Regions from separate parts of the Homo sapiens genome. Here region 2 is linked to region 1. The links are chromatin contacts, found by Hi-C or POLR2A ChIA-PET in ENCODE. All regions are on one chromosome and are shown on one strand. Each heading gives the region's core, a stretch centred on a gene start or an enhancer-like site at or near the end of the contact. The rest is flanking DNA. Distances are from core to core; before and after follow the strand shown. Region 1 overlaps ARRB1 (arrestin beta 1). Region 2 overlaps UVRAG (UV radiation resistance associated).

Evidence for each region. Hi-C counts contacts between places; a loop is a spot of excess contacts on that map. ChIA-PET counts read pairs that join two places held with the same protein, here RNA polymerase II (POLR2A). Pooled maps may share reads with other maps.
Region 2: a loop to region 1 is called in a map with no recorded cell type, with 8 times the contacts of the local background. The contact joins two enhancer-like sites. A Hi-C loop is called at or near these places in 1 of 37 single-sample maps with no recorded cell type and 1 of 50 pooled maps. POLR2A ChIA-PET finds 5 or more read pairs at or near these places in 2 of 52 experiments (AG04449 and activated T-cell).

Annotation. Positions count from the first base shown.
Region 1 is chr11:75,337,747-75,342,835 of GRCh38, forward strand. All of the region lies in intron 1 of ARRB1 (arrestin beta 1), which reads right to left. Among named protein-coding and RNA genes, the nearest start is that of MIR326, 5.1 kb to the left of the region's middle. RefSeq lists enhancers at 2,775-3,638, 3,002-3,191, 3,639-4,502. Within about 2 kb of position 3,030, at least 34 of the 41 ENCODE cell types and tissues checked have a DNase peak (open chromatin) inside an H3K27ac peak, as active enhancers do.
Region 2 is chr11:75,871,199-75,876,287 of GRCh38, forward strand. All of the region lies in intron 3 of UVRAG (UV radiation resistance associated), which reads left to right. Among named protein-coding and RNA genes, the nearest start is that of UVRAG, 59 kb to the left of the region's middle. RefSeq lists an enhancer at 2,377-2,878. Within about 2 kb of position 2,338, at least 4 of the 41 ENCODE cell types and tissues checked have a DNase peak (open chromatin) inside an H3K27ac peak, as active enhancers do.

The DNA of each region.
Region 1 (5,089 bases), core at 1,780-4,279:
GTGCCCTGTGCAGTTGTTCAATGAATTTCATTGAAATGTCTTTTTTTTTTTTTTTTTTTTTTTTTTTTTTTGAGACGGAGATTCACTCCTGTTGCCCAGGCTGGAGTGCAATGGTGCTCAAGTGATCCGCCTGCCTCGGCCTCCCAAAGTGCTGGGATTAAGGGTGTGAGCCACCGCACCCAGGCTAAAATGTTTTTAAGTTCAACCTGAAAATATAAGGAATATTTCACCAGAGGAAGAAGGGCATTCCAGCTAAAGAGATCGGCTTGAGCAAAGGCACAGAGGCGTGAAAAGTACAAAGACTGTTGAGGAAGATCCAAAAAAGTCAATGCAGCCAGGTTGTTAGCAGTGTGGTGGGGACAGCTGGGAAAGGAGTGTGGAAGGGACATTAGAGACAGATCCTGAAGGGCCTCCAGTGCCACCTAGAGAATGGGGACTTTCCCATAGGACATGGGGAGCAGTGGATCAGGCCTTAGGCTGGGAAGAATGACCAGATGTGAATTTCAGAATAACAGGATGGCTTGGAGGGTTGGGACTGAGCAGAAAGACAGCAACTAGAAGACAATTGTAATGATCCAGGCCAGGAGTGGGGCTTGACCTGAGCCAGTGGCGGTAGAATGAGGAGAACAGTACTTTGGGAGCCATGTCTCTATCACCATTCAGTTTGGATCCCCTGAACTGGGGCTGCCCACAGGAAGGCATGGTTTTCTCTTCTCCAGGGAGCTCAGCACACCCCCATCCAGGTCTACACTCAAATGGAAGTTGAGGCCAGAGCCTCAGTGTACAGAAACTCAGGTCTTTCTGTACACTGGGTCAGGGCTCAGTGTGGGGCCAGGTCATGGTTCTTTGAAAGTTCTCCCTACTACAAAGTTTACTCTGCAAATGGTGAACATCAGAGGTGGCTGAATTGTTTCAAGTATGCACAGTGAATCACTGCTGTACTGAATCGCTGCTGTGGAACAGTCAGCGCAGGGAGAAACGACAACGCATATTAATCACTTGATTATGATGTGTAATCATTTTTGTCATTTTTAGAATGTCAAAAAAATCTGTTGCAAAAAAAAATCTCCTTATTGAGTTTTAAAACGTCTGTAGGTTTCTCCCAGTACCCTGGGGCAATAGAGACCCATCATAACATCAACCAGTGATGAGCCCTGCTAATGTGCTGGGTGCTTTAATTAGCACAGCTGTAACCGAGAAAGGATGAACACATTATCTCCAGAGGCTGGAAAACTTGCCTACAGACATGCAATTACTGGTAAAGGGGAGGGGAGAACCCCAGCCTGCTGCCTCCTCTCCACCACTCCACGTGGCCTCAGTGTGCCCAAAGATAGCCCTCCAATCTGTAGAGACCAGCGCACATGGCCCCTGGCTGCCAGCCCCAAAGCCTGGAGCTGTTTCTCCTAAGACATAGTTTCTCAACTGTCTCATGCCCATGGGCTCCTCTGGGAAGAGCCATCAGATCTCTGCAGTGTCTCCTGGGCTAGAGGGAAGCTTTCCTCTCCATACCCTCAGGACAGTAGACCCTGGTTTCCAATGGCAGGTTTGCTGAGCCCAGTGTCTCCTGATATACCCACCCCATTTTCTTTCTCCAGGCAGAAACACTTACTGTGATGCCCTGTGGCAGAACTTTCACTTTTCACCCTAGTTTTTTTGTCCTCAAGCAGTCTGCATTCCCAAGACACTCCTTACTGACAGCAGATGAAACCAGTGCCTGACACTATGCCGGCACATAGTAGGTTTCTCAAGTCTGCTGAAGGAAGTCAGTCCTGGATGAAAACACATGTCACAGAGATACTGCCAGGAAGAGTACTACCTCTGGCTCACACAAACGCACTTTCCAACCAGGTCGTGAGTCCCTACTTCTGGGGAGCTGCCTCTGATCCTTAACCTCTGGCCCTGTTTTGTCCCTGCTATAAACAGATGCCCACTACCCCTCTTCTGGCAGCTGTTGAGATCATCTATTTCCTCTCTCCCAATACATCTGAGCAGCATGAGGGCAGAGACTTGTCTGGGTCCTCTTCATATTTCAGGTGCCCAGCACAGGGCCCGGGGTGTGGCACAGAGAGAAAGCTTTGTTCCTTGGAACCTCCTCAGGAGGGCAGCGATGGCCTAACAGAAACGATATAAGCTAACCCTGAAAACTCCTAGCCCGAGGCCCGGGGAGATAGTGTTCCATGTCATGAGGTTTCTTGCCACCCAGAACCTGGGAAGGCCAGGCCCTCAACTTCGGAGAAAGGGCAGCCTCAGGCGGGAGGCAGAGCAGAGCTGCTCCATAAATCCCCTTCCCACTCGGAGAGAGACACACCACTGGGACAGGCCCGGCCACTTCGGGACATGCCTTGAGTGGAGGGAGAAATGTTTGTGGAATTGAATGGAACAAACTGTAAAATGCTAGCTATTTGTTCCTCTGGCTGCAGAGGCCAGTTGCCCTCTGGGGGCAGTTTGCAGGCAAATTATCTCAGGACGAGGCCTGTTTCCTCTAATGAGGCTTCCCCGCTTTGCAGCTCTGCTCCCAAGAGAGTTGGAGGGGACAATGCTCAGAGCCAACCCCAGAGGCCTGCACTGAGGAAGCATACATGGCTCACCATTCTACACAGTGTGGGCGGCACTACCACTATCCAAGGCAGGGGGATGCTCCCCACGACCTTCTGGGTGCAGGAATTCTGAGCAATGCAGCACCTCCTCCAAGGCCCCTCTGGGGAAACAGGGAGGAAAGGAGCAGGGAGGCATGCTCAGTTATGTAACCAGCTGCCTTGGAGTCAGAGTCCCTGGCATATCTCAGCCCAGCACTACGAGGAGAGGCTGTGGGGGCTGGGGGTCTTTCTTCTCTTTTGCTGCCTCCTCCAGACCTGGCAGACCCTGTAGCAGGCGCTGCTTTCCAAGTGCCTGAGCTCCAAGCAGGCACCTCCTACTTGGGGTTGGGAACCAGGAAAGCTGTTGTTTTCTGAGTGTGTGAAACAGTGGCCTGCTGGCTCCCTTGGCAGAAAGCCAGGCTCGGGGCTCTGCACAGGGGTGAGGGTTAAGAAAGAGGAGCCTGGGGCCAGGATGCCAAGGGACTTCCCTCCACAACCGCCCCCAGCTTCCTGCTCCCCAATCTCTCCCCACTTCCTCCTAGAGAATCTGCCGTGGGTGAGGGGCCAGAGGGGAGTGGCGCCAGCAGCCCCAGCACCACACTGCTGCTGCTGGCCCTGGGCAATCTCACTTCCCTTCCTGCCTTCCTTGGAGCTTCTCCGCTGGCCGGCACAGCCCCCACTCCCTGTGCCCCCACCCCCGCGCACTCAGCTGTGTACACTACCCTGGACCATGGAAAAGAGGGATGAAAGAGGAGGAAGGGGACATGGGAGAGGGAAGGAGCTGAGATCCACCCTCAGTCTTGAATGATGATGGCTTTTTTGTTGTTGTTGTTGAGACAGAGTCTCACTCTGTCACTCAGGCTGGAGTACAATAGTAAGATCTCAGCTCACTGCAACCTTCACCTCCCGGGTCCAAGCAATCCTCCCACCTCAGCCTCCCTGGTAGCTGGGATTACAGGTGTGTGCCACCACACCTGGCTAATTTTTGTATTTTTAGTAGAGACGAGGTTTCACCATGTTGGCCAGGCTGGTTTCGAACTCGTGACCTCAGGTCATCTGCCCACCTCAGCCTCCCAAGAGGCTGGGATTACAGGCGTCAGCCACCATGCCTGGCCGACAATGGCTTTTTATGAAGCCCTTACCCTCTCTGCCCACAGAAACCCCATTAATATTATTATACCTATTTCCCAAAGGAGAAAACTGAGGCCGGAGAGTTTAAGACCCAAGCTGAAGGTCATGGAGCTAGCAAGTGAGCAGTAGAGCAGAGTCTGCCTAACTCTGAATTCCAAACTCCAAACCTCCTGCCTCTAGCTCTGGGAGCCCCTCCTCCACACTCTCTGAGGGTGCTACTTGGGCAATTCCTACACAGATGGAAATGACACTGCCCAGCCCTGGGGAGGGAGCCCTCGGCCTTAAAGAGTCCCTCGCTGAGGACTAGTTTGGGAACCACAGGACAGTCCCAAAGACAGGACCAAGGCTCAAGGGCAGGACATGCTTGGGGAGCCAGGTGGGCAGACTGCTGCTCCCAACTGTCTTCCCTTCCCACCCAGTCTAGGCTGGCTCAGACTCCTACACTGTCTGCCACTTCCAGAAGGCAGGGCTGCCAGAGGCCAAGCTGTCCCGCCAGAATCACACTGCTGCTCACGCCCTCTCCCCTCCTAACGAGAGAAGGAAAGGGTCCTAGGGAGGAGCCTCTAGGCCAAAGCCTCTCCTACTTCCTGCTTGACACATAGAGAAACTGAGGCCCAATGAGGAAAAGCAGCTTGCCTATGGCAGCACAGGGACAGTGAAGAAGTGAGATCCCTGTCTCCCAGGCCAGAGCCCCTTCCCTCCATTCACCCCACTTGGGTGCTCTCCTCAGATGGCACCTTTGGGCATCTGCCCACTTCTCTCCCTCTTTCTCACCTTCCCTCTGCACTTCCTGCTTCCCTCTCCGAGCCCTGCTCTGCAGACCCATTTCTGAGCCTCCCCTGTTACATCTCCTCCCAGCCTCACCACCTCACCCCCCTTCCCTCTGCTCTGGGCCAAGGAGCAATGCTTGGGTGGTTTAATTAGCTGATTATGACCGCAGCCTGCTGGATGCAGTGCCCAGAATTCTGTCCCCAGTAATTAGGTGGGTTCTGAGTACTTGCCCAGTGGGGAGCCGATGGGGAGCTCTGTGCTCTGCCAGCCAAGGGAGGCTGTCCAGCTGAATAAAGAGCTCCTTGATCACCGGTGGGTCATCGGAAACCATGGTCCCCTCCTCAGGCCGGGTCAAACCACACTGGAGGGACTGCAGCCAGACCCAGATGTCCATCCTAAGGAGGGACTCCCTACTCTCCCATGCCACTGCCCACACCCGGGAAAGGCTCAGTACATGACTGAGGATGAGGATGAAGAATGGAGCGCGCCCTCCAGAGGCCGGGAGAGAATGGCTCCGTGGCCGGGGCACCTATTTAGGAAGTAGGATTGGACCAAGTAGACAGAGAGGCGCAGCAGGAACAAAGGCCCTGAGGCGGGAATGAGCCGCCAAT
Region 2 (5,089 bases), core at 1,088-3,587, 530 kb after region 1:
TTTTCCCAGAGAGAACCTCTCTTCTGACTTCTAACACCATAGCTTAGTTCTGCCTGGTTATGAACTTTTACATGGCATATGCCCTTTTTTTTTTTTTTTTTTTTTGAGGCAGAGTCTCGCTCTTGTTGCCCAGGCTGGAGTGCAATGGTGGGATCTTGGCTCACTGCAACCTCTGCCTCCCAGGTTCAAGTGATTATCCCACCTCAGCCTCCCAAGTAGGTGAAGTGTGCACCACCATACCAGGCTAATTTTTTTTTGTATTTTTAGTAGAGACAGGGTTTCACCATGTTGGCCAGATTGGTCTCGAACTCCTGATCTCAAGTGATCCGCCCACCTTGGCCTCCCAAAGTGCTCGGATTACAGGCACGAGCCACCGCGCCCGGACTGCATCTGCTCTTTTGCTCAGCATAATATTTGTGAGATTCGTTCATGTTGTATATAGTAGTTCACTAATTCTAATGAACATATCCTTTGCTGAACATATGTGTGCCTTTCTCTGAGGTAGGTACTTAGAAGTGGAATTAAGTGCTGGGTTGTAGGTTATGTTCAGCTTTAGTAGATATTGCCAAATAATTTTCCCAAGCATTTGTACCAGTTACATCTTACCAGCAGTGTGAGATTTTTAGTTGCTCTATCCTTGCCCAAACTTGGTATTATCTATCTTTCAAGTTTTAGCCATTCTGGTGGGATTATGGTATTATGTTGTGGTTTTAGTTTAGTTTAATATGGTATTATGATATTTATGTTGTGGAGCACTTGTTCTGGAAAATCATACCAGTTAATGCCAATTAGGAATAAACAAATCCCGAACAAGTATTGGAGTCTTTTTAAAAAAATTGATGGGATATATTTGATCTAACTTGATAGTTAACAAGCTCTTTTTCATCTTCTTTTTGACTGTTCAAGGATAAGTGGAGTTGGTGGTCTGTTGAATTCCAGTTTAGTAAAATATTACCATTTGAGTTTTTCATATCCATATTACCTTTTAATGGATTTCCTTCCTCTCCCCTTTCTTAAATAGGGGAAGATTATTCAACCTTTTCTCAACAAGTCAAGGTTATCATGAGGAACATTAATGATTATATTATATTCGAACTTCAGGGGCTGCCTGGGACATAAGGCTCCATTATTCTTACTTTAGACAGTCCCCACAACATGGCCTTCCTCGTATACAAAAGTGATCTAATGCTGCCTTTTTTTTTTTTTTTTAGACGGAGGCTCACTCTGTCGCCCAGGCTAGAGTGCAGTAGTGCGATCTCGGCTCCCTGCAACCTCTGCCTCCCAGGTTCAAGCGATTCTCCTGCCTCAGCCTCCTGAGTAGCTGAGATACAGGCGCGCCCCACCACGCCCGGCTAATTTTTGTATTTTTTAGTAGAGGTGGGGTTTCACCATATTGGCCAGGCTGGTCTCAATCTCCTGACCTTGTGATCTGCCTGCCTCAGCCTCCCAAAGTGCTGGGATTACAGGTGTGAGCCACCACTCCCGGCCTGCTGGCATGATTTTAGAGTCAGTGTCAGATATTGACTTTGTCTTCCTGTTCCAGATATAACCAACCATATGACGTTAGACAAGTGACTTAATAATTCTTAGCATCAGCTTCTCCTGAAAAATTGGGATAGTGCTGTCTGTTTCACAGGACTCTTGAGTTTCATGAAGATTAAGTAAGAATATATAGTCAAATTAGTAGTATAGTACCTGGCACACTGAACCTTTGGTAATGGTGCTGGATATTGTAGAGGATAAATACGCTAGTAGAAATCCCTGCCTTTGAGGAGCTCACGTTCTGGAGGGGAAGACAGGCAAAAAAATCAGTGATGGTGATGTGTCATGCCAGGTGCCGTAAGAAAGTTAACCACTCACAGGTTCCTATGGGAGCATAGAGGAGCGGCAGCCAGCCCCATGGACATCAGTGAACACACAGCTTTCATTGTTCCCCCTTTCTTGTAATAATTATACCAGTAGTAAAAATGAGTAAAATGGTTTTTATTCTCTATTTATAAAGCATGATTCATATTAGGTGAGAAAGCGAATCACTTTTTCCAAATGAATCTTAAGCTATGCTTTCTGGTCTTGGCCTTAAATTTAATATTTTTGACCCCAAAGTGATTAGGTCTTGTTGCAGCAAAGTGCCAGGAATAGTTTTTTTTTTTTAATTCTGCAAATATTTGAATACTTACTTTGTCTCCAGGTTACTGTATTATCTACTTGGGAAAACAATAGCAAAAAAAGCCCCATCCTCGCAGTCGGTGGCAGGCAGAGAAGGCTGACAGTTAAAGAGAATTGGGAAGGCTTCTGAGGAAGAGATGTTTGAACTGAAACCTAGTGGTCAGAGAAACGTTAACCAGGAAAAGAATGGGTGGGGGTAGAGGCAGGGAGGGGGTCCCACCAGAGGCTCTCAGCTTCCTCATTTCAGAACTTGAGGTGGACTAGGCAAATTCAAAGGTCCCTTTTATTGCTTTCATTCCTAGCATATGTAAGCTAGAGGAAGCCCTCATTTTGTCTCTTTCTATGTTGTACGCAGCTTGCTTGTTTGTCCTGTAGTTCATGTTAAATTAAATCCGGTATAGTGCTCAGCATGTAGTAAATGGCTCACAAATGATTGCCATTACTCATGTAAGGTAGAGTTGGTGAAGGGTACTCAGTTCCAGGGGAGCAGGCACATCCTCAGGCTGCAGGCTAGAAGGCTTTTCCCCAGCATTCCTAGCTACAGTTTTCTCAGCGTCCTCGGTGGACAGTTGGGTGAACCAGTGAAGGGCCAGTTCCTTCTTAGCTAATCTGTAATGAATGCTTCATTCTTGTAGTAGTGGTCTAGGCTTTGCTATTATGTTTAGTCGTTTGTTTTGTCTCAGCTCTAGTCAGCTGTAGAGTCTGGTGATGGAGCAGCAAGAGCAAGTGTGAGACCTGTGGAGTCTCCCCAGTTCTTTCTCTCAGAGAATAGGGCATAGGCAGAGGGCAGAGTTCTTTCTTCCTTTTCTGCCTCTGGCTGTGAGATATAAAATAAGGAAATTGTTGACATTCTCTTTAGCCCGCCTTTGTTCTAAATTCTGTCTTTTGTAATTTGGTAGAAAGAGAAAAAAAAAACAACAACACACACACACAAAATGAACATGAGACAAATTCTAGAGAACTAGATTCAAATTCTGATACTGTTTTTACTAAGTGACCTTAGGCAAGAAGACTCAGTTTCTGTGTTTTATTGATTTTTAATTTTTCACAATTTAACATTCCTGCACAATCTAGATGCATCTTAAAACCAGTTCTTTTTGGTTGTATATACAATTATGATGCATTTTATGATTGGTGATGTCTTGGATTTGATGAAATATGGTATTTCGTCTTAACTATTAGAATTAACAAATTGTCTTATTTACTTCATGTGGATTTATTGTTAGGATTAACAAGGCTTATTCAGCAGATTAAATATTTGTATGTGCTAGAATAAGCATTCTCTATGCCCTTTTTATCTATTATTAATACTTTATATAGTGACTGTCACTAGTAAGTATTAAAATAGTAGCTATTGCTGTAATTAGTTTTTTATTACTATTCTGTTCAAGCTTCATAAAAACCCTGTGAGGTGATAGTTTTATAACTGAAGATTCTGAGACACAGGGAATTATGCAGTTCAACAACGTGGCTTCATTATAGCACTTTCCTCTCTACCACTCTGCCTGTCAGCTCTCTTCATTTTTCAGAGGAAAGGCTGAAGCTACGTGATTCTTTAAAGCCATTCCACAAGCCAGTGGTTCTGTTTGGGTGACGGTCTGCTGCTGTTCCCAAGCCCATCCACGTTTCTAGTGATTACTCCTATGTCTGCATAGCTTAGTGGTCACCCAGTGATTCGTGACTTTATGCTTAGATACCTCAAGCCAGTAACTTCTGCCAGTGGATTGTGAATTTTGTCCAGTTTTACTGTTGCTTTTTGGGGGAAAAATTTGCTGAGCTACTCATTTTATCATGTCAGACATCATACCCCTTCTTTAGATTTACTCTTATAGGTACCATTTATTTGCTATTCATTCATTCTTGCAGCAAAAATGTTCTGAGTTCACTTTGCCTAAAGTGCATCCTTTAGGATTTTCTTTAGTGAGCATATGTTAGTGTCACACTCCCAAGTTTTTTTGTCTGAAAATGTATTCATTTTACTCTGATTTGTGAAGAGTATTTTCATTGGGTGGATTTCTTGGTTGTCAGTTACTTGGTTTTATGTGTTCTGATATGGTTTTATTTATCTTGCTTAGGACCTGTTACGTATTTAAACCTGTGAATTAGTTTTTTTTTTTTTTTAATCAGTCTAGGAAATTGCTACTTATCTCTTTAAATAATTCCTTGCCTCCTTCCTTAATCCATTTTCTCTCTCTGGACTGCTTGCTAAATGCGTATCAGATCTTTTTACTCTGTCATCCATGTTTTTAAACCTTTTTTTTTTTTTTCATATTGGTCTTTTTATCTCTGCTGCATTCTGTGTAATTTCTTCTTCCAAGGAAGGTTCTCCTCTCATCTGTCATGGCAACTTTCCCTACAGACATCTGTGTGTAGGGATTTGGTGGATTTAGTTTAGTTTCACTTATGCTGTTTAGGGGTATAGCCCTTTTGTGGTCCTCAGTGTGGAGAGGGACATTTTTTAGTCATGGATGGGACCTGGGCCTGGCTCTTGAATTATGTCCTTGCTTCCTTTAAGAATGCCAAAACTGGCCACGTGCAGTGGCTTACCCCTGTAATCCTAGCACTTTGGGACGCTGAGGTGGGAGCATTGCTTGAGCCCATGACTTAGAGACCAGTGTGGGCAACATGGTGAGACCCTGTCTCTACCCCAAAAAGAAAAAAAGAAAAAGAATGTGAAAACCAAAGCCCCGGCTTTGTATAGATCCGTCATGGCTTCACGACAAAGACCTCTAGATCTCCACTTACCTCTCTGGGTTCTTTCTTCCTTGGTTTGGAAATTCTTTGATGTTAATGGTGATTATTATTATTATTTAAAAAATATTTTACCTGACATTTTAGTTGTTTTCAGTGAGAGGATTGTCTCATCAGTCATTATCAGAAATGGATGGCTCCCTTCCATTCACCCATTCACCCTTGGGCCATA